4 separate regions of the Mus musculus genome follow, and regions 2, 3 and 4 are each linked to region 1. The links are chromatin loops, found by intact Hi-C in ENCODE. Cell type or tissue: left cerebral cortex. All regions are shown on one strand. Each heading gives the region's core, and the rest is flanking DNA. Links, peaks and the distances in the headings are about the cores only.

Region 1 (7,373 bases), core at 956-5,955:
TTGCAGCATTATTTGCTCTGACAGGATGTGGGGGCTGATTTTCACTCTTATACACTGCAGGGGTGACAGTCACGGCAGGGGGTGACTATTGAATACATCCTTGTTGCTCTGAATATTTATCATCTATCTATCTATCTATCTATCTATCTATCTATCTATCTATCTATCTATCTCTATCTCTCTATCTATCTATCTATCTATCTATCTATTCATTGTCTACTATCTGTCATCTATCTACCATCTACTATCTATCTATAATTATTATCTATCATCTATCAATCTATGTATTATGTATGTATGTATGTATGTATGTATCTGTTATCTATCATCTGTCATATATCAGTCTATCTATCATCCGTCTACCTATCTTATTATCAGATGATAGATATGATCTATCTGTCTGTCTATCATCTATCAATCTATCATCTGTGTATTATTATTATCTATCATCTATCTATCAATCTAGGGTCCACCATCCAGAAGGAGAGGGACACAGACAGCCTTGCACCTCTTGGGCAGTTTCCTCACATCCTTCAATCCTTATTCTTAAGTCAGGATCATTCTGGCTGAATGATCTGAAACAAATTAAAAAGACTGATAGGAGCTTAAAGGGAAAAGATAAGGAGGGTGGGAGCCAGCATTCTGTTTAGCCCTCTCAGAGACAACACGACAGAAAAGCACTAGAGCCTCCAAATGGCCAGAAGGGAGTAAATCCACAGTGGAAGTTTAATGGACAAGGCCCAAAAGTGATGCTTTTCTTCTGCTCCCTCCTACAGGCTGGGACTCCGTCACACAGCTACAATCTAACTGTGTGGGAGGCCAGAGTACCCAGCAAAGGGAGAAACGCTAGGGCTCTGCACCCTATGAGCTTTCTAAAGCAGTTAAGTTCTGGCTAAATAGAGCTAAATGCAGCATTTTTTCCTGCAGCTTCCAGTTGAGCCTGCATTTTCTCCATTGTGGCAGCTTTACATCATCTTTACACTGCCTTCTCCCTCCGTGCTCTGCCTCCTTTCCCTCCAGACTAGAGCCTCTTTAAGGCACAGGAGTCAAGCTTGCTTCCAGCTCTAGTTCCGCAATCTAGCACACTGTGTGGTGTAGAGCAGTCACCAGCAGATACTGCTGGTGAGCTCCTGGTTTTCTCTGCTATCTCTTTTGTCCACACCCAGCTTTCTGGGATCCATTTTTTTTTTCTCTGTACCAAAATATGCTGAACTATTCTTGTCGAGTTAGAGTCATGTCAGATGTCCGGTCTGCACATTATTTGATTTGACACTTTTGGACCTAATCACCTGGTTTGGATACCTTTATCTGAGCATGTCATCTTACCTTTCTTATTCTTGGGTGGAATTCTTTGCTGCCAATTTAGCAGTGCAGATTGAGTCCTCACAGATAAAGGAAGCCTACAATGTTTAGTGGCAGGAAAAGCGTATCCATTATGAGAGAAGGAATCCTGGGTGTTAAAAGGCACACGTATGAAGGACAGCAGGCGTCAGGGACAGAATGACACAGAAATAAAGGGAGAGACAGGTGCCACATTCATAAAGGAGAAGAATGAAAGCCAAGACAAACGAGCGCAGAAAGCAAGCAGAAGACTCCCAGAGAGAAGCAAAGAGAAAGGGGACTGGGAAGAGAAATGAGGATTGTGACAGAATAGTTTTCCAGGATGGAGGAAGGTACTGATGGGATTAATTTTGAAAGGAAGCAATAACTCCTTTTGAAGAAGTGAGTTTGAGTATCGCTCTTACCTTGGCTATCTTTGGATCATATTTGATAAGCTGTTCAAAATGTCTTCAATATTGTCACTGTGCTGTGAAATAGAGATAGAACTTTGATTGGACTGTGAAGTCTTCACCACAAAGACAAAAAGGGTTTGTTTGGCTAGCGGTTCAGTTACTCCAAGCCTCTGGCTGTGGATCACTGCAGCGGCTGATGGGAGCAAGCTTTTCACCCCAGGGCCAGCTAAGAAAGGGAAGTGGGAAGGGAAAGGGAAATTAGAGAAAATGTCAAAGACCATTGATCACAGAGTGGTTCCTGTGCCAGTGACACCCCCACATCTTTGAGCTTGGAGCGAGATGGATCTCTTTGGCAGAAAAGCTAGCGCTGGCTCAGCGGTGTCTACACTGTGCCAGCATAACCCGGAAGTGTACGTGAATCAGCTCTGGTTTTTACACCACAGTGTATGTTTTCAATGCTGTATTACTTTACTTTCATTCTGACGTGTCTGCCTTAGAGGTGATCGATTAATAAAAGCCACACTTGGATCATTTGTCCCTGATCCCTTCTCCATTTTTAGGGAAATACTATAACCATGTTTTCTTGCACATGGAAAGGATTGTTTTTTGAACTACCAAAAATAAATTATGAACCTCAGTGTTTATATAGGAATTTCTAGATAGTTGTCAGCTTTGGAAACGTGTGTGTGTGTGTGTGTGTGTGTGTGTGTGTATGTGTGTGTGTGTGTGTGTGTGTGTATGTATGTGTGTGTATGTGTGATGATTTATATGCACATACCCTTACACAACGAGGAAAGCTTATCTTTGATCTTGATGCTGTATGCAGATAAAGATCTAAGCAGCACTCTTTTCTCCCAGGGCTGAGCAGGGACCCTGAGCCACAGCTGCTTCACTGCTCTGTGCTGCTAAGCAACAATGCGTGGTTGATTAGATGCAGTAAATGCATCTTTGGCTTAGGATATTTTCAACTTGTGATAGGTTTATTGAAATCCAACCGCACTCTAAGTTGGTAAGCATCTGTTTCCTAAGAGGACAAAGGGAACATTTCTGTATTACAGTCCATGAGGATGGAAAGGGATTGGCTTTGGGCGTCATTGACTTTGAAATGTAAATTTTTTCTTGTTAGAAGTATTTCTATTCATTTCTTAATTTCTAAGACTTGTTCTCCAACTACTGTGCTGGTTTCCAGCAAAGCAATAATTGAGATAATATACTGGTTTATTTTGGTTCATAGTATTTTTAAAAATACTTGTGCATATATGCATGTGTGTGTGTGTGCATGCATATATGCCTGTGTATTTGTGTCTGGGTGGTATATGTGTTTATGTGTATGCAAGTATATGTATGTGTATGTGTGTGTGTGTGTATGTGTGTATGTGTATGTGTGTGTGTGTGTGTGTGTGTGTGTGTGTGTGTGTATGTGTATATGTATTTGTATGTCTGGGGTGGATGTTAAATGTATACTCAATTGCTCTTCATCTTATTTTTTGAGACACCGTCTCCCACTGAAAAGATAATTCACCAATTTGGTTGGCCAGCGACTAATCTCCAGGGACTGCCAGTGTCTCGGTGCACACCCATTCCAGTGCCCGTGTTATAGGAGCAGTTCCACAGCTGCTCTTCTGCCTGGATGCTGGGGATCTGAATTCACCTCTCTGCTGACTGAGCCTCCCTGTCAGTCTCCTGCTCCAGTTTGAGGTGTTGCTGCCCACGATGAGTTGGCTGTGTTGCTTTGTAGCTTCGGTGGCTTACCATGATAGGGAGATACAGGAGCATGTGAGCATGTTTTCCCATCTTCACTGAAGATGCACATGCAGTTATCTAAAGCTTCCTGCTAGGCCAACAGTACCACAGGCTCATACTGTGCCTTTACTGCATAAGCAGTAGAGAGATGCTACCCATATTTTAACTACTAGGATCCGGCTCCCTTTACTCAGAGAGCACTTAACATAACAGAGACATTATAATGCCCATCTTTTTATATATCATAATAGTATGTATTTACATTAGCATTGTAACATCCCAGCCTTATTGAATAATAATAACCTCTCTATATTTCAACAATCTCATGAAATTGCTATTCAGAAACATTTTAAAATAACCATTGTGATATAAGACATTCTTGGTTTTAAGAGTCCTTTAACTGGAACTGAGATCTTTTAACATTTAGTGAAATCTACACAAATGTTCAACATGCTGCAGCTCTCTATATGATGTGTGCTCTGTGAACGTAAACTAAAACTATCACTTTAATCACACCAGAAAAGAAGTAGGTAATTTGATGTCTCTTGGACGAAATATTGATACCCCCTATTGTATTTACTCACAATATCTATTAATAATGTCGTTTGGCATGATAATGCAATATAGTTAAAGTTTCCTCATAGTTTCACTAACCGTCTTAGCGTTTCCTATCTCCTCTTGCCTATTTTACCTGGTTAACCAAAAGGCACACTAGGGAGAAGAACTCTTAGGTTTGTAAACATTTTTGTTTGTTTGTTTGTTGTTTGCACTTGTGACGTAATCCACTGCTGAAGAGCTAGAAGAATGTGCATGAATTAGACACAGATAGGAAGCCATTCTTTACTTTTTGTCTTGTGTGTATTTCCTTTTCTGTCTTGAGTTCTTCCTTGAAGTCAGTCAGGCTCCTCTTCACTGCCATTCTATACAATTTAGCAAGCATTTATTTCACATTTCACACCTACTGTGTTCCAGGTGCCAGGCTGAGTGCTGGAGCTATAGTGATAAGCCAGAATTCTCACTTCAAGCATAGCTTTCTCCTAGAGATAGGGTCTGCTTCTGGATACCTAGGAGATAGGACCCAGCTTGCGATGTTGGATGCAAAGAGCTGTGTCTGAACTCTACCTTCCCTTTGAGTCAGAGCTGCTGTGTTGTTCCGGGAAATAGGCAACCATTTCACAGAGATCTGGGGATCTTTATAGCGATATCGTTCCTTATTTGCCCAAAGCCGTGGCTTTTCCATCTCCTTTCATAACAAGAAGAAACATTGTAGAGAGCAATGGGCAAGCTCTCCTACACACTCCTATTTCATTTTGCTTTCGTTCATTGTCCTGACTCAGGTCTGGCTCCAGGGAGACCTGGGAAAGTTCGGTCTACTGAATCTTAAGAGCCTTCTAAAGCTCATTTTCCAGGAACTGCCAGCAGGGAGGAGATGGATCTTGGTTCATCAGCCCCCGAAATAGTCTTGAGTTTTTTAATCTGATGTCCGATCTTTGTTCTCAATAATCTGACATTGACTTTGGGGCCTTTTTTTCCATCAATGGGGATTTCATTTCTTGATACTGGTACACCAAGCTCCTGGCAGCTGCACTATGTGGATTATGGACAATGAATTCTCAAAATTGGCACAACGAAACAGCAGGCCTGTGACGAATGAATGGGCTAACTTTCTATACTAAAGCTGTCACCTCATATGGCTCTTCCCTCTGCTTCCTCAAGACGGATGGCAGTGAATGGGACCCTGACAAAGCCTTCATCAGATGAATGAATGGCAAACGAATCCTCAAGCAGGTTTATGGATGGCTCTGGGGGCCTCTTCTGATTTGAAACACACTCATTTCTTTCTGAATGTGCCTTCTTCACTCTTTGACTTCCAAAGCTTGTCTTTTAATAAGGTTCTACTTTCATTGCTGAGGGAAACTCAAAAACACAGACATTAAAATCATATTTATGAAATAGGTACTATCATTTACACAAAATTGCTCAGTCCCAGCCATAGAGAATGAAATCTTTTTTTTTTTTTTGGTTTGTTTGTTTTATCCCATGCATAGAATAGATATTACTGCTGACTTCAAGTCTTGATTATTTTAATTTTTTTTTGACTCCATGAATTATTTTGGGCCAAGAGAACCAAGGAGAGCCCTTCTAACCTGGCTCTTAAATGACTCTAGGGCACTCTTTGCTCTTTGCTTTGTTCTGTCTTAAAACAATTTGCTAATGTGACTAAGTTAGCAGGACTCTGGGTCTCCTGTTAGTAGATCTTCAGATTTTTCTAGAGGAATAGTTCAAAACCTTTAATCTTTGTTCATGTCAGAAACCATAATCGATTTGGAATCATGGAAAGAAGTATTGCTGATGGAGCAGAGCTGGGCGAATACATTCACTGCGAGGACTTCCTGTCCTAAGGCACAATTTACAGTGATATCAATGAGTTCAGCATGTGTTAAGCACCGCCCACCTCAACAGATGGAGACTGACTCCTCTCTAGTCTGCCAATGTGACCGAGGTAATGTGATAGTTAGCTCCTGGATTAAGTGTAGGCTCCATCTTATCACACTAAGACATCCACATGTCGTCTTGAACTGAGCCCCAATCTCGTCTGAGGGTCACAAACTGGGGTGGCTGCTGATAGCAGTCTTGGTTGTCAGCCAGCAAGGAAATCCAGATCTTCATCTTAGAACCACAGGAAATGGACATCTGCTGCCTATATGAACTTAAGCTGTACAACATCCCTTCAGCCTGTGAACACCCTGATCCAGCTCGTGATGCATAGATTGTTGACCCATGGAAAGCCGTGGTATGCTGGATACTTTTATGTCAACTTCACATGAGCTAAAGTCATCTGAGGGGAGGGAACCTCTATTAAGAAAATGCCTCTGAAAAAAAAACAAAACAAACAAACAAACAAAAAAAAACCAACAACAAAACGAGGCCAGCCTGGTCTACAGAGTGAGTTCCAGGACAGCCAGAGCTATACAGAGAAACCCTGTCTCGAAAAAACAAACAAACAAACAAACAAAAAAAGAAAATGCCTCTGTACGATTGGGCTGCATGCAAACCTGTAGGTCATTTTCTTAATTATTGGTTGATGGAAGAAGGCCTAGCTTGTTGTGAGTGGCTCCATCCTTGGGCTGGTGGTCCTGATTTCTGTAAGAAAGCAGGCTGAGCAAGCCATGGGAAGCAAGTCAGTAAGGCACCACTGCATGGGCCCTGTATCAGCTCCTGCCTCCAGGTTCCTGCCCTGGTTGAGACCCTGCCTTCAATGCTTTTGATGAGGGACTCTTCCCAAGTTGGACTTGCTCATGGCGTTCATCACAGCCATAGAACTCCTACCTGTGGCAAATGACGTCTATTAGTTAAATCACTGTTTGTGACTCTTGGTTCTCAGCATGAACAATGGAGTCCAGCCTTCTCTTTTTATCTGCCTCAGACTTTGGTTTCCTCTTTCAGAATGTGAGAATCTGGGAAGGATGATTTCTAGGAAACATGTCAGAGAGCGGTATTTCAGTGACTCGGGAGCTTAAACAGATTTATGTCTGGTAGACACTGTGCCATTGATTTGTTAGTAGAATTATGTTTTGCAATGTTAATCTTTGCTGCAAGTGAGAAGTAGAATACTTACTGTGATGGTTTGTATGTGCTCTGCCCAGGGAGTGGCACTATTAGAAGGTGTGGTCCTGTTGGAGTAGGTATGGCCTTGTTGGAGTAGATGTGTCATTGTAGGCATTGGCTTTCAGACCCTCCTAGCTGCCTGGAAGTCAGTATTCTGCTAGCAGCCTTCAGATGAAGATGTAGAACTCTCAGCTCCTCCTACACCATACCTGCCTGGATGCTGTCATGCTTCCATGATGACAATGGACTGAACCTCTGAACCTGCAAGTCAGCCCCAATTAAATGTTG
Region 2 (7,373 bases), core at 1,244-6,243, 150 kb before region 1:
CGGGGCATTCTTTTCTGGACAGTGCCCATTCCTTTGATGTCTACAGTATCATCCTTCTTGTAAATGTGGATGTAGTCAAAGAAACAAACCCATGTTTCCTTAAAACCCTAGAGAACGTAGAGTGAGGGCCCCTCTGCTTTCCCTTGTGTTAGCCATGTTGGTTTGTTACTGAAAGATGGCAGCCGAGGGGAAAGGCACTTGAATGTTTTAAAGTTTGTCAAGGCTGGCATTTTTACACGGGCTTTCTCAGTCTATATTTTCTCTGGTGGCTCAACTCTTCCGTTAGAAAAATCAACTTGCATAGCCTATATAACAACACGTGGTCAAATAAAACAGTGAAATATTGTTTGCTAATTTTGTTGCTGAGCTTCATCAGCAGAAACTAAAGTCACAGATACGACGACAGAGGACCTGCCCAACGTAATTACCTGATTTTCTTCTGTAATTAGATCTTTCTGGAATCTTCACTTATTGCTTAGACAATTACAGGGAAGATTATGAGTAGAAAGTCTGGTAGAACGGCTACCTCTTTGGCTTGGATCCTTGCTTGTTGCCTGATCCAGCCCAGGTTGGTTCTCTGAGACACAACAGGCTTAGGTGAGGGAGAAAGGTGAGGCCACACATAAAACACTTAGCATGTTTGGCAGCAGGTTGCCAAACACTGCTTATAATTTATTTAAGATTTGTGTCTGCCCTGGCCTGCTCTGGGTTTATAGTGGACATGAAATGTGAGACCACAGAGCCTTGAGATTATGCAGATGGACTATAAGGAAGAGAGCCAAAAGGAAGTGGACATTTTATCACTCCTTCCTTCATGGCAGGCAACCTTCTTGTACATCTGCTGTCAAAGATGCTGTTATCTACAATGAACACCTCTGAGATCTGAAAAGTACCTCTTTCCCCCTATGGCTACAATATTTTAACTTTGCAAGGAATCTGATCAGCACACTCATCACAACTGCTGACTGAATTCCTTGGGAAAAAGAATGGGGCTTCTTTGGGCCTAAGGGGAGGTCAGTGATATTATGCTGTAAAAATTTAGGGATAATCACTACCTGATACAGGACCTTTGAACACACAATCGACCTCTGCCTTCCCTACTGAGTCTCAGAACAGGGCAATTGGTTGGATGAGCAAGTGTGGAACGGATCCTGTGAGCACTGCCTGGTCCCTCTCTCTTCAGGCTTTCGGTGTGGCTGTCATTCAGGTTGCCCGCCTCCTCCCTGCCAATTAACTCAGGAAAGGCATCTGTAAGTCCCTGCCTCCCATTCTGTGTCTGCATAGCCTCTGAGTTCTATAAATAGATCCTGCAGAATGCAAGCTAGCTGACGAGATTATATCGTAGAATATGTCACACAGAGGAAAGGCAGTCTCCTGAGAGGTGAGAAGCTCAGGCAGAAAAAAAAAAATCTAAGGTCAAACAAATGCATTTTCCCCCCTTAATTTTAAAATGTGTAAGCAAACCTCTTAGAATCATTTTTATTTTTTTTTAAATCACGATGACTCAAAGCATGATAGAATGCAGCTTAAACGCATGACTTAATTTGTGGGTTTTATAGTTGTCATAGATCAAGATGGATGAATTTAGAGAAACAATAGCATATTGACATTAACAAAATTATTCTTTGAGGATTTCATATGTGGAGACAATGCATCTTGGTCATATCCTCTCCTCACCCTCTTTAACTCCTCCTGTGAATTTACAGTGATACTGAAAATGGACCTAATTATTTGTTGCGCAGTTCCACTAAAACATAAACTATGTTCCAAGTGAATAATACCATGTGTTCTTGTCTGAGAAAACAAAGCAAGCTTGCAGCTCATGCTGAGTGTTTAGGGAAAACCCGAATCCATTCTTTATCAGCCCAAACTCATGTTCATAGACACCTTTCTTTTTGGTAGTAAGTGTGTGCAGTCTGCTGATTTTGGCTATTTGGGTATATTTGGGTGTTTTGAAACCTCATTGAAATATGAACCACTTTTGAAAATGAGAGTAAAGCGAAGGTTCTCGTTTCACCTTTTAGCTAGCCCAGAGTTGAAATGACCTCGCAGCGGTGGAGATACAGTGGAATTTTGCCAGTTTGGTCTCATTATTTCTGAAGTATATAGATTAGGGGGATGTGTTTTCAAATGAAATAATGTGTTATCTGGAATAAACTGAGCTCTCGACTCTGCTTTTCACAACCATGAAAGCCACCAATGGGGCAGCATAACTCTCTAGTCCACGGGCCAGCATGTCTGAGGAGCATGAGTGGGCATGGCTCTGTTACCACACTGTCTCTTCTCCAAGGGCGCATGTGGAGCTGCTTGGTCGAGAGCTGGACTGTGAGTGCCAAGCTTCCTAATATGGCCCCTGCTCATTACTTTCAGGAACATCCTCTTAAGAGTCAAAATGTCAGAGCATGTGGTTCTGCAGCAGAGACGGAGGAGGCCTTAGTACAGGCAGTGTGTTTTGGAAGTCACACGGAACTTTTCCCCATCCCTGTCGGGGAAAGAGCTGTGTGGCCAGCCAACCAATCACAATTGCTTCAGTACTTAGCTCAGTAATATGTTAGCATTGATCTGTTAGAATTAATAGTATGTTCATGTTCAAATGTGGAAGATTCAAGATGGAAATTTAATGGTGTAAGAAGTTGTACCTAAATTGAGGGGACTGAAGAAGACAAAACAGAATTCATGTTTATGAGTCTCAAAAAAGTGTCATTGATTCAAGGAAGGAGAACCTGGTGGTTTGAATGGGTATGGTCCTCTACTCTTGGGTTTTAAACACTTGATTTCCTCTTGGTGATGCCACTTGGGTAGGTTTAGGAGTTGTGGCCTTGCTAGAGTAAGCACAACACTGAGGTGTGCTGCAAGAGTTCAAAGATCCCATCACACCCGGTGACTGTTTCAGCTTCATGTTTGTGGTTTGAGATGCAAACACACAGGTTCTGTGTGAGCTGCTTGCTGCCACCTGGGACCCTTACCCATTGGAACTGTAAACCCAAACAAATCCGACATCCTCTACGTTGCCTTGGCCCAGTGTTTTATTCCAGCAACAAGTAAGTAAGTAATACAGAAGATTTAGCCGTAGACTTTGAAGAGCAGTTTCCTAGAACAGAACACTGGAGCTTTAACCTTGTCTAGTGGGGTAGCACAGTATAGTGGTGCTATATCTTCTGAGGAAAAGATGTAGATAGGCACAAAGAGGGACATAAATGTGAAGGTTCGGGCTGTGACTTGATGCATGGGGTTTAGACAGGACAATAGTGAGATTCTGACAACGAGGAGAAACTCAAGAGACCGAACTCAGTGCTTCCCAGTAAATATATGACAGATTCTCAATTTGGGATACAATTTTATAGAAGAGTGCATCTGGGGTGTAAGGTGACATGGCTCCCTCCAGGAGGGGGAGAACCTCTCTGTAAGTGTCAAAGGGTCAGCATGTGACTGTCTGAGGAGCTCAAGTGGGCATGGCTCCTTTACCATAGTGGATTAGATTAGAGGTTAGAAGTGAACTACTTTGGACTGCCACTGTATTCAGTAAGGCCTCCACGTCGTTCAAACACATTTAGTATTAATGAGGAGGTTTTGAAAAACCGGAGCTTAAAAAAAAATTTCCTCTCGTGCAAAATGAGAAGCATCGGTGGACATTTTCACCATGGCAACAGCAGCTGCCTGCAGCTAACACCTCTGAGACTGTTTGTCTGCTGTCCCACTTTCCAGAAGGGACTCAGCTTCCTCACCACCCACGGTCCATATGGGCATTGCAATTAACAACTATGGGACATGCCCACCTCTGCCTGCAGCTACTGCTTCCCAAGTCAAAGGTCATTGTCTCAACCGAGATGAACATCACACCACCTTACAATTTTTTGTCTATTCTAGTGAAAGTACATTGCTTTTACTTTTAAAGCTTTTTTTTAAAACCAGTGCAAAGTAATTGTAAATTTCTCTGTAGTTAAAAATTGTAGTGTATTTCCATGGATGATTGTGTATGACAGACAGAGATAAGGGACATGCACAGAGATCTCACCTCCTTGAATTTATTGGGCTGTCACTGGAAATGGTATTGTTATATACATTATCTTAGTCCGATGACTGATAATATGTGTTTATTCGTGTTGCATGCCTCACTATTCTTAAGAAAAGAAAGTGTTTGTTTTAGTTGTATTGAACAATTTTCCTTTGAAGGATATAACAATATTTAAATGCGCAGTTTCATGTCATTGTGACTTTTTCAGCCATCGTGTTCAGGTATTAGTGCATCCATAGCTGAGGGTCGGCCATGCCAGGATGCTTCCTTTGCTCGCTCTTGTTTCCTTTGCTGACTGGTGTGGTGAGTGTGAGAGGTGAAACCCATCTTTCTTCTGGAAGGAAAGTTTCAATCTGGGGGAAATGGCCACTCAACACAAAGTAGAACACTATTGCTAGCCACTCAGCATGCAATCCCACAGATTTCAAAGGTAGTCCTAGAAGGTTCCCTTGTATACGCGATAGATCAGATGTACTTGGAAGGATGCTGTAGACATCTTCATACCCATGTATAGGGAAAGGTGGAATGTAATCTCTATAATCTGATATACCTACTAGCCCTTGAATAGAATGAGGGAAGTTTCATATAGAGCACAGTGTCTATACCCTTAGTTCTACACAAAAAGAGAATATATTATGTGGCCATGGACGCACTATTGCTAAAGGTGTTTAAATGTGACACTCAGTGTCACGTAGGATGAAAAATAATTCATTTGGATTAAACAATGGTCTCAAACTTTTCTACTAACTTGAAACAATCATATGCAAGGCTTAACAGTGAGCCCAAAAACGTTTTGACCCATGATTTCATTAATTTTGCCATTAGAATATTTGAAGATGTTATTGCCAGATACTGTAAGGATCTAGACAAGATTTTTGTGTGTGCGCGCATCTGTTGCCTTTGGAGACACTTCCCTTGTATAGGCAGCTTTTATTAGATTCTTCGGGAACACAAGGCATAGTGTTTGTTGAAGAGCAAGAGAAAGGCTCTGGTGAGGGCGTGGCCCTGCCCTTTAGCTCCTCTGTAACACAGTGGTCCCAGTGCTCAGGATCGTCTCCCTGCTGTTTTCTCCACAGCGAGATTCTTCAGTAGCCTGATGATCCTGGATCCTGGGCCGTTCCAGCCATCTTCACAGGGAAGCATGGGACAGGGGGCTCAGTTTTTGATACAGCCAGATTTCACAAAAAGATGCATGCAGCCTACGGAGGAATCAGAGTTTCATTGTTGCTTGGTGTACATGCCATGGAATATGTATTATAGTTTAGCTCTACAAGGAAAGGTATAAAAGTTGGCATCATTTTCTAAAGGAATGTAATTATAATATGTAATTTAAAGTCTTATTTGCTCACGGCAAAACTAGAAAAATGCTATGTTTAATGGCACATTGGATGGCCTTCTCAAACTCCAAGCAGGAGAGTTCAAAAGTACCTGGTGGTATAAGATTAACAGTATATTAAAAAATCATAACAACATGGCAGACAAACTAAGAAGCACAGAGAAGGTGATGTTTCTTCTTTGAGCACTAATGCTAATGCTCAGAGTAGGAGAAAGCTGAGGGTTTGTGAGTTTTATGCCTTGCTCCTTCATATTTATGACAAGATTCTTGGTTAATGCTGAGCCATTTTGTGATATTCATACATTTATGGTAGCCAAGCAATATAAAAATGTGCTATATTTGTTAGCATATAAACAGAGCTGTCTGTTTTTAAGAACAGACAGGCATGGTTGCCTCACTGTGTTTATTTGTGGAGGGGGTGAGGATTTAACATTAAAGGCTACTCATCGTAATGCTCAAATCTGGCTTTTGGGTATATCTCTGGATCTGTCTCTGATGCTGGACTCTTAAAGGAAGCAGCCCATTTTAAAGTCAGGTGTGATCTGTACACAAGGAGATACGGACTAAGTAATCGAAGCTGCCTTTATGAAGAAAAAAAATATCAAACAAACCAGGAATAGAGCAAAGAATCTTTCCTGAGAAGAGAAAGAAACAACAAAAAACACAGTGAGAGATTTGTTTTTAAAAAAATTGGAGGGCAAGCCATTGCAAGTAGAACCTTCCAGAAGTGAGTGATACCAGCACAGATGTAGCAGAGGGTTGCCATGTCTGTGATGGCTGGCCTCAGTGGGAGAGGATGGGCCTAATCCTGAAGAGACTTTATATACCAGGATGGGAGGGAATACAGGGGGGAGGGGGGAAGGGGAGAAGGGGTGTTACCCTCCCAGAGATGAAGGGGAGGGGGATGGGGATGGGTGTAGGAACTCTGTGAAGGGGGCCCAGGGGGCAGTATTTGGGATGTAAATAAATACATAAATTAATTTAAAAATAAAATATTTCAATAAATTTATAGGTTGTCAGCAATTTAAAATTGACTTTCCCTTGATATACTATAGTGATTGTCCTAGAAATATTAGTAAATTTCTAACCTGGTCAGGAAGTTACTAATGATGAAGCCCATCTTCTCTGTACATGGGTGAGAGAATCTTCATGTATTTGTTGTTGTTGTTTTGTTTTTTGTTTGTTGTTTGTTTGTTTGTTTTTTTGAGACAGGGTTTCTCTGTGTAGTCCTGGCTGTCCTGGAACTCACTTTGTAGACCAGGCTGGCCTCAAACTCAGAAATCCGTCTGCCTCCACCTCCCGAGTGCTGGGATTAAAGGCGTGCGCCACCACGCCCGGCTGAGAATCTTCATGTATTATAAAGTCACTCGGTCATAGACTACTTGATATTTAGATGGGTTGCCCAGGCTGATGAAATATATTTTCTGTACTTTTTGAATAAAAGCCAGAATAGAGGACATTATTCTGGTGCAACACAGGCATGGGCCAATGCCTGAATTTTAGGTCTGTGCATGTCCTAGATGGATGCCTCTCATTCACCATTGCTAGGTTAAATCATATTTATTATGCAAAGGATTGCCTGACCTTCCCTAAAGCTGTGCATCTTGAATAGGCTTTTCTTAATGGTTAGATGAGACATGCCCTGTCATGACCCTCTGCTGATGATATTGTTACCGAGGAAAAGAGTGGTTACTAACTTGATTGTGTAGTGCAAAAACCACTCAACTCTGTGATTGTTAAGTTCTCCTAGAGGATAGTTAGGTATTGTGACCGCCATCACCACAATCAACCTCACTAATGACTGACTCAGTTTGCATACCTGGAAGGTAGCTGCATGTGCTGGGATGGAACTGACACCACTAACTCCCAGGATGTGTACCAGAACACTACAAATGTTTGTGACGTTATGGCCAGTCATGGTAAAATCTCCATGGTTAATTAGATGTTGATGTCAGCATTGCCAGAAGCATCTTCACAATGCAGTTACCATGGAGAAAGTTGAGTGCTGGTGGTAGGCGGTTG
Region 3 (7,373 bases), core at 986-5,985, 140 kb before region 1:
TCCTTCCACAGCAGAACAGATGTATTATTCCCCCGTTCTATTCTAAACTAAGCTAAGAGCTTGACAATTCATGAGTAAGGAGCTTGTGGGCATTATTCCTGGATCTATGCACCTAAATAGGCTATTTATAATTTAACTAAATCATGTCGTGAGACACATCCTCCCTGGTGAAGTGGGGGAGGGCCTACGGGAACTCATGTACCAAGAGAGGCATAAAGGTATTGTATCGCCATGTTCTCTTATAGCGTCATTTAGTTCTCTTTTTCTCTTTATCATTTTGAGGTTTAAGCTATTCAGCAAGGAAAAGTAGATTTTGTGGAAGACTGTACTAGCCTGAAAATTATGCAGAGATATTGCATTACGTCAGATATTTATTTTGGGAGAAAAAATGCAGCAATAAAATCTAGCTATTTGTTGTGCTACATGGAAGACTTTTGTATCTCTTCCCCACACTGGAGCGTATGACACTAAGATAATACTTAAGGACAATAGGCAGTATGAACCTCAGACACTATTCCTTATTTTCAAATGGGTAATTAACCTCAAATCTGAAATTTATGATGCCAAGCAACCATTATTTTTCACTTCAAATCAATTTTTTCTACCCTATTAATATTAATGTTGCCAGCATTTCCCTAATGGACGAGTGTCAGGACCTGAGACATTTTTTGACATCTTTATCTCTTAAATGCTTTCACCTGGTAGTGTGCTGTGCACTTCCTGCCTGGAACACACCCTTTAATGCCACAGCCAGGGCTCAGTTCAGGATTCAGTCTGCTGCATGCCTGAACTGAATATGGAGGCTTCTCACTAGCATCTTTCCTCAGTCTCCTAGGTAAGTAGTTGGGTGCAGGAATCTCCAACTTCAGATCACTAATGTGCCCCAGAATTGACGGCACACTGGTCCTCAGCCTGGACTTTACAGGAAAGCACAGGCACCATTTCTGAGCAACACTTGCACACACAAAGCCTGTCTGTGCTTCAGCCAAGCTAGATCATCCATGCTTTTTGAAGGGTCACCGCACTTCTTGACTTTGGGATAACCTTGGTTCATATCTTTACCTTCTCAAGTCCTCTATGCTTGTGCATCCCAGAGCCCAAGTCTCCACATCCCAATGTGGATAGGCCCTCTTTTCTATGCAGTGGGATCTGCCTTTTAAATTGTAAAGTTCCTGTTGGTATAACCAGTGTTACATCTTATGATGCCCATTTCATTGCCCCTTTCTCATGCACGAGAGCCCAGGTTCTTTTTATGAAGTGGTAGGGCTGGAGCATGGAGTTTTCGTCACCCTCACACCTCTCGGGCATGTATATGATCAACTTGCCTTCAGCACGTTCAAAGCAAATCTCAACCTATACAGCATAAGTTTGTGGGTTCCCTTTCTCACAGGGCAGCTCTGCGAGGGCAGTCAATTTCTAATTAGAGAAATGAAGAGTCTTTGTCTGAAAATTTAACTCAGAAAATGACAGTGCCTTTGGAGGTCACCTGGATCTGATGTCTGGTTTTCTCTCTGTTGTATTTGTTATTTGTTTCTTCTAGGTCCCTTATCGTCATACCTGGGTTGTCATTTGAATGACAGCACACATTTGGAAGGTCAGGAAACATGTGCTTGAATGTTCCTCGCCTACCCTTTGTACAGCCTGAGCACACATGTGGGCACATGTAGAATTAGTCTTACTTCAGTGCAACCTAAGGCCCACCATAGCATTGTTCATTCAGTAGGTAAGAGGCATCTCAGAATATGTTAGTGTCTAAGCTTTGTCTAGTTGTTGAAATATTACGAGTAAACAGAAAATATTTCCTATAATTTCTCTTTGAATCTCCCCCAAGAACTTTAAATTTTTTTTTTAATGTTAAGGGGCAAAAATCTGCTCTGTGGTAGCTCTTATTTAATTTTGCACAATGACTTTGGCCATGCTGTCCCATATTCATGGCTCCAAGTCTGTGCGTGTGGAGAGATAGGAAGGCAGTGAGCGCAACAGCACACTTCTCACAGTGTTTAGTCTGGGGCCACTGAAAGTTCCTGACTCACAAGAAATCTACAGAGCCAACAATATCTTTATAATACTTTAGTTCTCCTTTTTCCTATCTGCTCTTCCAAGAGTTTGCAATGAAGCCTCTGAGAGATGCTCTGATCTCTGATGTCACGGTCACAAGGCACCGAATGCAAAGGCAAGTGGGAGTCTCGGTCTGTTTTCAGTGTGTGGGAGTCTTGCTATTTTACTTTGTGGTAATGTCAGGCACAGCCGTTGATTCCATTATCAGGATGTTTAAAATCATGCATGCAAAAATTGCCTCCTGATTATCTTGAAAAAAAAGTGATTATTTTTATTGAAATGGAAATAGACATTGAAGTGACATCTATTTTGTTTTGCCATCATATTTCAGAATTACGATTTTTTTTTTGAGTTTTTGGTCATTTGAATTCTAGGACATGACTGTTGTTCAGTTACAGAAAATGATCCTAGCACTCTGGCATAACGGAAACAGAGTCTCCCAGGGGATGGCTTTAAAACAATCTTCGAGGACTGCTTGAAGTTTCCTAAGCCACATCACCTTTTTCTAGGTTAAAATTCATAGATGAAAGTCTCTTCTGCATAGGAAGCAAACGGGGATAAAGGATAGTTAGTATCTATTATGTCTGCTACTTGGTCACAAGCAAGTATGTATCAATGATGGATTTCATTTTATAAAATGTTTTTAAAAGATGTTTAAAATGCATGCTAACTTTCTGTACATATGTTTATGTACAATAACACTAGAAACCACAAAGGACATTATGTTTCTATTTACATAACATGTAGGCTCCCACATATGTCCTTGCGTGAACACCAGGGCCATAAGGTTGCCATGAGCTCAGAGTCTGATTCAAGTACAGCAGCTGGGGGAAACATGAGAAAGGGTAGCTCTGAGGCCGCGAACAGAGACCTATGATTAAGTGAGATACATATTTCAAGCATACATATTTATTTGGAATTTAGAAATCTAACAAGAAGAAATCACGTATTATATTTAAAATACCCCAAGTAATTCGTAATTCTAGAAAACGGAGATTTGAACAGATTAAGTTTTAGGGGTACCCATAGCATACTCTTATCCTTTGAATTGGCGTGATCATTGCTTATTGGGGTGCAATATGAGTACTAGGTGCATATTCACAATGGCTCGGATCCATCATGAGATTAACCTTTATGGCTCCTTAAATGTTTATTATGTTTTTGGGCTGAGAACTGTTGGAACTCTTTTCGAGTTCTTGATAAACAAGAACAAGTCCTTGTAAACTAGTTCACTGCCTTGTGCTATAGTACACAGCTGCTTAAAATGGGTTATGTCCCCATATGGGAGGTTTGGTGGTCACATAAACTCAATGTAAAGCCATACAAAAACAACCCTCAGGGAAAGGGTTCTGAGCCTGCGAGGACCCAAGATTGACTAAAAGTAGTCAAACTTAGTGAGTCTGAGTTGTTTGAGGCTGTGTGTTGTGCCACGAGAGGTCACTGTAGCTTTGGGTGTGAACACAGCAGATGACTGCACAGTGCACACCTGCCACACAGCCATGCAGGGCCACCAAGGTTTACTGTATGTGCAGAGTTTCCTGCTCTTGCAGAATGTAAAGGTCTATTGATGTGATTCCTCAGGACCCATGTGTCAAATCGGTCCATCTTTGGATTGTAGTGCTAGAATATCTGAGTTCAGAAATTATTGTTTGAATTGATGACTTAAATCTTATAAAAAGTACTATCTACTATCAAATGGGGGTGAGTGGGTGGGAAGTGGCTCATCCTGTGAAACAGATGCCTCACAAGTACGAGGACCTGAGGTTGATCCCTAAGACCATATGAAAGTCTGTGTGCACTGGTCCATGCTTGTAACCATGGTGAAGGAGAGAGATAGGTATATCCCTGGAAACTTCCCGTCCAGTCTTCAAAGCCTGCTTGGAGATGTTCCCAGCTGATGAGAGACCCTGCCTCAAAGCAAAGGTAGGAGGCACTGTTTTAGCTTGACATCTGAAGTTGCTCCACCCTGACATGGGAGGATGTACATTCTCACCCCACCCTCAAAATCATTAAGTGAATTTTGGCTTGTAGAACAGAATTCTAACAATTTCTGAAATGACTCTTAATATACATCTGCCACTTTATTATGTATTTATATAATATATCATTCTCAGCACTGATAATTGTGAAATCAATATATTGATCAACTGAAAAATATTGAATATACTCTCTGATGCAGGATCAGATATTCAGCCAAGACTTATTTATTTATTATGTAAAAGTAAACAAGAAGATTCATCTCATTAGTGTGAAATTTGCTTTGTCTTCAATGAGTGTTAAACTTACTCATATGCCAAAGGACTGTTTTAAAATAAATTTATGATTTATTATTATAAATATTGGTTTGCATGCTTAGTGTATATATATGTCTGATATATGACAGCAACTACTCACGAGACAAGGCTATGAATGGAGACTGCTTAGGAAGCCCTCAAAGAGTCAAACTTGCTCCTTTGATCTTCAATCTTGTTCTCTGACTTCTGGAGACCGCTGTACTGTCTTCTTCTGAGATCAACATTTCTAGTTTTCATGCCTTAAGGTTTACAATTCTTTTAATGTCTTCCCACTGCCTGTGAACAAAATCTGCCTTTGTATCACATGTGAAATCTTTCAACTTGGCTTTTTTCAAATAGCCTTCCCCTGTTTCTAATGACCTAGATGGCTTTTCATGGCTTCGTTGACCACTTTCCACTCAATGTTTGAGTTTTAGGCATATCCAAGTTTCCGCCTTTTACTGTCTGTGTCTTGTGTATAGTCTCTGTAACCCAGGATGCTTGTTTCTTCCTTTGTCAGAGAGAATTGTTCAGAATTGAAACGGGCTTGCAAGGTTGATTGGTCATAGTGGTGCAGGAGGAGCTGACTGGCCTGTCTTTCAGTTTTGTGTTGGTAGAAGGTGAATTGTTGGGAATTGAGGGTTCCTGTTTATAGCTATGTGAGTGACTTCTGAGCATATGAATTTGTGTAAGTCAAATAAAACATTTGGTAGGTTCTCCATCTGAACAAAAGAGATGAGTTTAACTTTTTGAAAATGATGTTTTCACCCCCCTCCCCCAATCCTCTGTTACTCCTTAGAGTATAGTGACAACACTGTCCTAGTATGACATTTTCCAATCCCTAAACAAAATTAACCATGTGTCATATGTCTCACAATGCTGCTGTTGCACTTCTGTTTTACCTTTTCTAAGGCACCTACCATTTTTTCCCATGAGAATAGCCTTGCCATAAGAGAAAACATTTTTTATTTATCTTTGTATCGCCTCTCCCTTTTCAGAGTACAACACATGGATGCAGATATTTGCATTGTTCTGTCAGAAGTCACCAAGGAAGAAGAACATGCTACAGTGTCTGTTGGATGAGAAATTGGTGGACAGAGCAAAATCCAAACATTTTCACTTGCTATGAAAAATATAATTCAGCGTGATATGGAAGAGAGTCACAGGGAGAAGGTTAAAGGAGACAGAATGTCCCCAGAAGATAGACTGAGTATGCTGAGATCTAAGGCTTGTAGTATGGCTTCTTTCCAGAAGTGCCTTAGTGGAGACATTTTTCTTCTGTCATACTTGATGCATTTGTAAATTAAGGCTAATAATTAATGTAATTATCAAGACAGAAGAATTCCCACAATGGGATGTTTGAGGCGAAAGTGTGCAGGAGGCAGCCTTCCTTGGCTCATTTGTCAATGAGTGGGCACAGGAGACACTCAGAATAAATACAGCTTGAAGAAAAACTAAGAAATGGCTTGAATCATTAACACATATTTAGAACCATCTCCTGCAATAATTAGCATAACCCCCACACCCTTCTCGTTCATTTTCTTTTGTCCGTGAACTTGTAGATGAGGATTTTTGACAACAAAAGCCACCATGAGAATGGAGAGCGACTGCCCCACCCCCAACTCCACCCACAACATTCTGCACACAATTAAACTGAGTTGTGTTTGGATACCTAAGGATTCCAGTGCATTTCCAAATGCTTGGGAGGTTTTTTTTTCTGAAGCAAGGAGAGATTTCAAATATTTACTGGCAAATAGTCCATTTTTCAGATAGACTTAAAAATTCCACAGTAAATGTTCAATTTATGTCTTGGCAGGTGAGAGAATCCAAACTATTTACTAACACAGTTCATCCGTGTTTCCATGACAACAGAGGCAGTTCCTGTCAGCCCAGAGTGGCTTTGCCAGTTGACTTCAGCAGTGAACTCTGTGTGATGTTGCCAAATGTCTGGCTTCTGTGTTTCCAGTTCCAAGCAATTGTTTCTTATTCTGCATGCTAATGAGTAGTCTACAAAGGCTGTGGTTCAGCAGCATTGAAACCAAGACCAGAATGGGTGGTAGAAAACTAGGGAGTGGTTTGCCCAGAGTGAATTTAAAACTGCATCTAATTGGATGGCACATTCCCTAACCAGCCATGACAGTGCTTCATTAATAATTTTACCATGCTATTATTAGGCAGCTGGGCCTGGATGAGAAATGGCTGCATAGCTGTTATCTTTGAATCAGTTGCCTTTTCAGAAGGCCGTGCTGCCTTTAGCTGGTTATCATCATCATGTAAATCCAAATGACTGTGCACATACATGCCAGCTGAGAAAGCAAATTGCAACCCAAATGCTTTTTCGCTTTTGAGAAATGTTCATATATTGATTGCTCTGACACAGAGAGAAAGCAGCTGCCTGCGATGCCAGCTGAGAGATTTAAAGTGAGAGAAAGGGAAAAAGAAAACATCTGAGAGAGGAGAAAGTGAAGTGGATTTTGCCTTTTGAACACATAGAGAAACCGAGACTTTAAATTCTAAGCACGTCACCATCACCACTGTGTGTGTGCTCTGTGTGTGTGTGTGTGTGTGTGTGTGTGATACCCTAACCCTGAAAGCAGATGGTCAGGGTCAGAATTATGGCCTCTCCAGAGCTTAAGCTCTTTGAGCAGACTTTGCTCTCCACTGCATCCCCGGCATTGAGGACAGGGCCTGGACTGGGCACCTAATGAATACTCAATAAATATTTAATGAGCTTAGTGAAATGAGGATCCAGGCATGGAGCATTTAAGCACATCCCATTTCCTGAAGTAGCCTCCTCCCTTTGTGGAGGAACAGGATAGCCCATTACCATGACTCTCACTGCTCTTTGTGCAAAAGCTTTCGGGTGTTTCTGCAGCAGTTCCAGGTGCCTACTCCTCAACACCTCTCAAAGACTGAGTGTTTCATTAGCATATTCCTCCACCCCCTCCCCCAAATCATAGAACTCGTTTGTAGCTTTTTTATAGTATCACTTGGCATGGATTTTCACTTTTAATTTTGTTATTATTGTTTGTATGTGCTCAG
Region 4 (7,373 bases), core at 984-5,983, 190 kb before region 1:
CTCTGGTAGGTTCCACAATGGTACAGGCAGCCTCCCGCTGCACAATGGTTTCCAGGCAGTGAGAGGGTGATTCAGCAAGCCGCTCTCTCTTCTCTTAAGCCTCCTCGTCGTCTCAGTTTATTTTTATGGGGGGTGGGTGGTGCTTCTTATATGCTTACCCTTTTTTTTTTCTATTTTCATTTTTACAAATTTCCTTTTTCCTCCTCACTCCTCAATTACTAGGGGCTTGAGTGAGCTAAAGATTGGGTCTTCTTGGAAATCACCTGTCTGTTATTATTTTTAAACAATCGCTACACCTCCAAAGACTCTGCTCCTTACTCCGGTTTGGAATGTGGCTAATGACTACCCAGTAGGGAGGATTTCTGGGGCAAACAGCCGGACCAGGATCCTAGTTCTCAGGCACGGAATGGTAGGTGGCTCCTTGCTCATTCTGGGTTCTAACCTGGTTTGGGAGGGTGGATGATATCTGTCATCGTTCCTGGTGGAATGGGAGAGAGCATGAGAAAGTAGGAAGTGATGGTGTTGGAGAGCCGGTTTAATCAAGTGTACTATCTGTGAGGCAGAAAACTGGTGTTTCTCTCTGGGCAAAGCATCTCTTCTCAGATGGAGGCTAAAATCTTTCTGTTTGGAGTGAAGAATTCTAGAAGGTGGGACAGACCATTATTGTTATGACTTGGCAGAGTAAGAGAAACACACACGAGGGGGGTAAGGGGGGAGAGGAAAGAGAGAGAAAGAGAGAGAGAGAGAGAGAGAGAGGAGAGAGAGAGAGAGAGAGAGGAGTCTGGATCTCACTTTAACTGAGAAATGCTATGGGTCTCATAAAACATTCAAAAATGTTATTAGTAAACATAAATGTTTATTTCCAGACCGGTTTAACTTTAAATATTCTAGAATACATTCTTGCAGTTTAGAGGTATTTACCAAAATATTAGAAACTATGTTCCTCTTGTAGAAAGACCCTGAGCTAAATTTGGGCTGCAGACAGGAACACAGGACAGGGAACAGACCAGGGAAAGGAGCAAACACCGGCGGCACCGCAGCCACCCAGGTGAAGGTCCCTTTAAGAAAGTGATCTCTCAGTCACAGCAGGCAGCATTTTTCTATGGCAAGGTTCCCAGGTATTCAGTGCTGAGATACTGTGTCCCCTAGAAATGTCAGAGCATTTTCAGAAAGAAAAAAAAAAGCTGTCATTGGAAAGGAGCTTGATGATACAGTTATCAGAATTTATGTGTTTGTGCTTCAGAGAATAAGAGTGCTTTATTTGAAAAACCTCCAAGTAAATCAGGTTATGGATATTTCAAGGAAAAAAATACATATCCTTTTCCTTCCGACATTTAAATAGAAGGACCTAGGTGCTGCTTTGACTCTCTTCTGCAGATAACTTTCAAGGGCATTGCAATTTGGCCACAGAAAGGAATGGCTTACCCCAGGGCACTAGGTTTTGAAGCAGCCACAAGGTTGTTTACATGCTCTGCGTTTGCTGCAGAGCGATGTGTCTGTGTGACGGAGATAACTTTCATGAACACAGGCTAAGTCATATGGGACAGGCCACAGCCGGGAGTGAAGGAAGGCTGCCGTTACCAGGCACCACTTTCTTTTGCCCAATTTCTGCCTCTTTCTAATGCTGCTTTTGCCAATCCTGGATGGGTTTGCAGGATGCTGGTCAATGCATTTAAAATGGTTGCGGTAATAGCCACTTCTCTCAGAGAGGCTTCAGTAGATGGCTGTCCTCAGTGAGCATGTCAGCACAGGAGCCATGCTCATGAATGGATTCAGGAGCCTCCAACTCCACTTTGGAATCATGGGGATATAGGGCTAGACAGTTTGATGTAGCAGTCCTGCTGCTTCTGCTGTGTGTTTCCTCTCTTTCGTTGGGGGGGGGGGTGTCTAGGTCTTACCCTTCAAATTGACACAAAGTACTAGAAAAGCAGATGAGAAAGGCGGTTGACCTTAAGCATGAGTTTCCAGCTTCCTTGTTGGCTTCTTCTTCCCTCCGGTCCTTCATAGCTTTCATTTTGGTCCTTCATAGCTTTCATTTTTCAGGGCAAGATTTTTGCAGTAGTAATGAAAAGAGGTTCCCAGTGACAGGGGAGCTGAGACACTACCTGGGGAGTGGCAGATTCAGCTGCCTCCAGCTTCCTGCTTGCTTTCCCCCAAAACAGCATCGGCTGGGGGAGGGGGATATGTTTGCATGCTGAAGGGGTGATTACAAACGGATCCCCCAGGGACCGAGTGTGCTCTCTCTGTCATTGTCTGGCGCATCTGCAGCTAGTACTACGGTTTCATAGTATGTGGTCAAGATGCTTCAAGGTTAAGAGGAACTGAGAGGTGACACGGATGCCATAGAAGTGTTATTTGAAATCTACAGCGAAACTCACTCGCTGCCAGTGTTGTGCTATAGGAATATCAGGAGCAAAGGAGATTTGCCTAAATGTAAGTGTTCAAAGGAATATACATATACTCAAAGTTATATTCTAGGCTCATGTAAACGAACCTGTCTCTTGGAATATAAGCTTAGCCACAAAGCCTTTCCATCCTGATGACAAGATAAAGACCCAGTGAGGTTTCCTTGTTTATTAAGCACGGGGTCAGGTGTGTTTTCTTCTTGCACCAGAGCTGACCTCAGGTGTTATTTGTAGCTAGAGGCTAGCTCTGGAGTGGTATGGCTGTGACTAAGCCAAGCAAGTCTTTGGTTGCTTGTCAGAAAAATGGGCTGCTGGCGAAGGCTGCCTTCAGTCTGTATGAGAAGCAAACGGATCCACACTGTAGAGGACTTCATCCCTGTACCCCTGCCCTGCTTCCTGTAAGGTTCCTTCCCAAGCTCTTGTTTGGCATGGTGGCAGTCTTTTATAGAGGGGTGCAGAAGTGTCCAGTAGCAACTAGAAAGGAGTGCAGTGCTCTCCTGGCTGCGGGCACGCAAAGGAGCTCCCTCCATACAGGCATCTGTGACTGCACCTTCTCCCCCGAGCTAGAGCTAGTGAGGAGGGGAGGGCTCCTGGGGAAAGCGGCCTACAGACTCCCGGGAGGGCAGCTGTATCATCAGTCAAGGCGAACAAAATCCATTTGTGTCTTCAGCATATTGAGATTATTTATTGCATTGCATAATCTTGTGTTGAGACCCGGTGCTGCCGGCTCGGGTAAGAGGGCTTGCTGCATATTGTTTGAGGAGAAGCTGTCATTTAGAAGGGAGCTTGTGTGTTAGTTACTCCTTACTGGCTTTCACACTGAAGTTCAAGTGTTTTGAGCAGACTGATCCTCCCAACCCCCGCAACACCCACAGTTTGAGTACATTTCAATCTCTCCAGCTAATTAGAGAAAGGAAAGTTAAAAATCTGTGTATTTTGAGGACCATTGTTTCCCTCATCTTTAACATAGAAAAACCTTTTTTTTTTCTTTTTCTTTTTTAATAGTGAATCTTGGTAAAATGAGTGGAAACAACATTGGGTAACAGTGAAAGATCTCTAAATCAAACTTATATGTATGCAAGCAGTTTCCAAACACACCTATTTTCAGCAATGAATTTTGTAGTCTAATTGACATTTTGGACCCACAACAAGCTACTTTGGCCTTTTTCACCATTGTCATCCCTGGTGCCTCCAAGATACAAAACCCATAGACTTCATAGAAGAGCGCTGGTGGGAATGGAAAGCCAAGCTTTGTACAGAAAGATAAATGATAGCGAGCTCTGGTGGAATTATTCCACTCACAACTGCTCACACACTCTGAGTGGTGTGCAGACTGAAGGTGCAGCCATGGCACAGGGCATCAGGCATGGTACAGGGCACCAGGCAAAGCACAGGGCACCAGGCATGGCATAGAGTAACAGGCATGGCACAGGGTACCAGGGATGGCACAGGGCACCAGCTATGGTACAGGGCACCAGCCATGGCACAGGGTACCAGGCATGGTACAGGGTACCAGGCAGAGCACAGGGCACCAGGCATGGTACAAGGTATCAGGCAGAGCACAGGGCACCAGCCATGGCACAGGGCACCAGGCATGGCACAGGGCACCAGGCATTGCTAAGCAGCCTGCACAGTAAGGGACAGGTTTCTACAAATTCCTCCCCTTACTCCTCCTCCCTCTTCCTCCCTAATTTCAGGATCAAGACAAAACATAAGCAACAGAGACTTAAAAGCTCTAAAAATTCATGTCAGTGGGTTTTCCTCATAGAAATAAAACCAAGTCCTGGTGTGTGGCTAGTGGCTGGCCTGGATGTACTAGATGCTTCCTAAGTGTGGGATCCTGGAGTCATTGTTCTCTTTCCATGTGGAAATGGGTCCTGAAACCACAGAGTATGAAGGCAGGCTCCTAGGACTACTTACTTGGCTGTGTTTATTTTGTGTCTCTAGGGGGAGCTTTTCTCTTCACACCAACCACCTCACCAAACAGTAATTTCCTGTCCCTTCAGATACTGTGTCATATCAGCCTAGCACACAGTGGGCACACTAGGCACACAATAGTTGTCTGTTAATTGAAAAATGCAATGCATGAAAGACGGTGAGATGGGTTTCAGGTGTTGGAGTCAATGCTCGTGTGGGGAGTTGACTTAAACAGTGAAGACAGGACAGTTTGATGGTCAGTACAATAGGAATGAAGAAGAGGAAGATACACTCTGCTTTAAAATGGCTATGTATGATGAAGCAGACCATGCCTGGATGTTAGAAGTAGATGAGAGGATGGTGGGGAAAGTATTCCTAGAAATTAACACCAGGGACGGTGATGAGACCCTTATTTGACCAGAAAGGGAGATAATTTCAAGATGGCGGCCATATTTGTTAAGCTGGATATCAAGCCTGAGGTTTGACAGTAGGAAGAACATTAAAAACTTGGCATGGGCCTTGAGACTCTGCTCTAAAATAAGGAAGGCAGCAAGGATAAGGAGTGGGTCTGTAATAAGATCAGATTACTATAGTGGCCTCTTTTGCCTCCAGAACAGCATCTGCTTAGTTTTTATGTTGTGGATACCAGGGGATTCTTTTTGTTAGTAGCTGTGTAGCCATTCTTCCAGTGAACTGTGCTGTAAAAAGAAGACTGTGTTCCAGTGGAAGCTGAACTGATTGAAAGTCCACAGTTAGAGAAGTAAATATCCTATCCATTCAGATACTTAGTAACTGAGTTCCATGGTCAGAGTTTACAAACTTCTAGCTGTTCTGCTACAGAGGCCACCAAAAGTTTCTTCATTTGCAACAGATTCTAACAGAAACTCTTACCTCAAATGTCCTATGTTGTTTCCTTGCCACCCCGGGGAAACTGTTCTATTGTATTTGATGTTAGTATTTTGGTTTTAGTCATGAAGATGAAGTTGAGTGTGGAATCTTAAAATGCAACTGAAGCATCGTTCTGCTCTGGTTTTAGGCTATTGTGAGAACAGCACCAGCAGGATCATCGCAGATCTTGGTTATGGCCACTCAGGCAAGACGCTGTTGAGTTAAGACCCCTTTCCCATAGATGAGAAGCCACAGAAGCAGTGGTAAGTGAAGCATCTTCAAGTATTCCTTAGTAGGATGCTGAGAGTCAACAAGACCCGTTTACCATATTGCCACATATCGCCTCATAGATGGATTTGAAGAAGCACTGCTCAAAATGGAGTCGATCTAGGCAAAAATCATTGGAAAAGAACATGTATATTAATTGATGGTGTGGTGCTTCTAATACTGTTCTGCATTATTCTGTGGTTTTGAGATACACCACAGCAATCTCCTCTATGAGCCATCCCAGTCTACATAGGATAGCTTCGGTTAATAACTCCATGTTATAGAGTAAAGGTTGGGTAGCATTCTTTTAAGTGGCCTTGTTTGTAGGCAGCATGTCACTCTAGTGGTTAAACTCTCTCAGTAGATAAATTGGTTCTGAGCTAAATTGTGAGTGGTTGATTCCAGAACCAAACCTCCATGCACCACCCCACCCCCACACCCCCTCACACACGTCATTTAGCTCTTCAGACACACAGGGAAGAGAACTCCATCACATTTGTGGATATTTTCAGCTACAAATTCATCTGCTCAGGAAACAACATTAAAGGTATAGTTAGTTGCTCTGCCTACTTAGAATAATCTGAAAAAAATGTATTATTTTATAAAAGATTAGCGCACCCAAATTCAATATCTAAAGTCAAATCTACACTTGCTTCATAGTCAGTCACCAAAGTCAGCAGTTAGTAAGCTAAAGTCGAGATAAGGAAGCTGTGGTCTGCCAAATAACATCTTTGAGGAACAGAATGCAGGATCAGTGCCTGGAAGACTCTGTGAAAGGAAGCTGTTGGTGTTGGCGATCAGTGTCTCATGTCCATTTGCCTGGTGGCTCCTTCAGAGCAAGGCTGTCCTGTGCCTTAATGTGGCTCTTATAGCTGCAGAAATCTGAGGAAATTAATTCTATAGTGATTTACATTATGGTTTTTACAATCTACCAACCATTCCACTGAAGATGCAAATCTAATATCCAAGGTCCACTATAGGGTGCTTTACAAAAATGTGTTGTGTGTTCATTATGAAGGAAGAATCATAGATAATTGCCAATAACCAACCACTTATGATTTATAACAATGACAGTTTTATATGGTTGACTATAATATGTTGCTATATGTTATGTAGTTAGAAGGTGTGCTCTATCCCCAGGTTAAACATTTATTTATTAAGCTAATACTTAATGAGAATCTATTGTGTAGATATGCTATTGATTTGTTGGCTAGATGGAATTCTCTGTCTTACAGGACTTCTCAGTTTAAGGAATGTGTCACTTACATGATGTGCTATTATCAGGACAAGATTGTATACTTGTGAAGTGTGGTTCCATAGACAGACATAGGGTTCAAAGGGATTTCAGAGAGAATCTCACAAATACAGAGAAAATTAGTCAAGAAGATTTCATGCAAGGGATATTTTGGTGGATGTTTATGTGTAGTAAGAGGTTAGCCAGAGGAAAACCCACAATCAATACATGGCGGGGACACTGATCACCATGGATAGAGAGGGTTACAGCAGACATGATCTCTTGGACAAAGCTAAGGTGTTTGGGTTTTATCCTAAAATGAATAGTTTTGGAGATCTTAAGTCAGAGAGGGATGCAACTGGCTTATTCTAAAATTGTAGATATTTCATCCACTAGAAGAATATATTATATCTTCTATTATATATAATGTAACATATATTATAATCAGAAATGGAAGGCAAAGATAATCATGCGTCATACTTCACAGGCTCCCAGCAAGCCCTGCGCACTCCAGATCATGTGCCTGTCCCTCCACAGCACAGTAGTCCTACCTGTCATTCACCTGCTGCTGTTCTTTGTAGAATGTATAACCACGTGGCTTTTCAATACGTATCTCAGTTTGTCTACACTTCAGTTCCACATTATTGTCATTAGAGCTTCTG

The links. Hi-C counts contacts between places; a loop is a spot of excess contacts. Peaks named below come from ENCODE experiments on the same cell type or tissue, not always from the same donor. Only the 100,000 strongest peaks of a DNase experiment are listed, where the experiment ranks them.
Region 2: it touches region 1 in a loop (3-fold over the local background); 2 of 42 quality-filtered maps call a loop at or near these places.
Region 3: it touches region 1 in a loop (2.9-fold over the local background); 2 of 42 quality-filtered maps call a loop at or near these places.
Region 4: it touches region 1 in a loop (4-fold over the local background); 6 of 42 quality-filtered maps call a loop at or near these places.

What each region holds. Positions count from the first base shown.
Region 1 is chr5:103,016,401-103,023,773 of GRCm38, reverse strand. The region is part of intron 4 of Mapk10 (mitogen-activated protein kinase 10); the gene reads left to right. Among named protein-coding and RNA genes, the nearest start is that of Mapk10, 190 kb to the left of the region's middle. In left cerebral cortex, for the core only: no CTCF peak of the experiment used is centred there; DNase peaks (open chromatin) are centred at 2,047, 2,643, 3,454 and 5,088; H3K4me3 peaks cover 434 bases; H3K27ac peaks cover 2,409 bases.
Region 2 is chr5:103,171,124-103,178,496 of GRCm38, reverse strand. All of the region lies in intron 2 of Mapk10 (mitogen-activated protein kinase 10), which reads left to right. Among named protein-coding and RNA genes, the nearest start is that of Mapk10, 37 kb to the left of the region's middle. In left cerebral cortex, for the core only: no CTCF peak of the experiment used is centred there; a DNase peak (open chromatin) is centred at 3,709; H3K27ac peaks cover 3,419 bases.
Region 3 is chr5:103,160,319-103,167,691 of GRCm38, reverse strand. The region is part of intron 2 of Mapk10 (mitogen-activated protein kinase 10); the gene reads left to right. Among named protein-coding and RNA genes, the nearest start is that of Mapk10, 47 kb to the left of the region's middle. In left cerebral cortex, for the core only: a CTCF peak has its summit at 3,487 (motif pointing right); DNase peaks (open chromatin) are centred at 2,155, 3,878 and 5,849; H3K27ac peaks cover 2,226 bases.
Region 4 is chr5:103,203,926-103,211,298 of GRCm38, reverse strand. It overlaps Mapk10 (mitogen-activated protein kinase 10), which reads left to right. Exons shown (of 14, transcript NM_001081567.2): 1 at 1-409; 2 at 5,359-5,473. Among named protein-coding and RNA genes, the nearest start is that of Mapk10, 3.7 kb to the left of the region's middle. In left cerebral cortex, for the core only: a CTCF peak has its summit at 4,376; DNase peaks (open chromatin) are centred at 1,649, 2,215, 2,971, 3,194 and 1 more place; H3K4me3 peaks cover 3,008 bases; H3K27ac peaks cover 2,796 bases.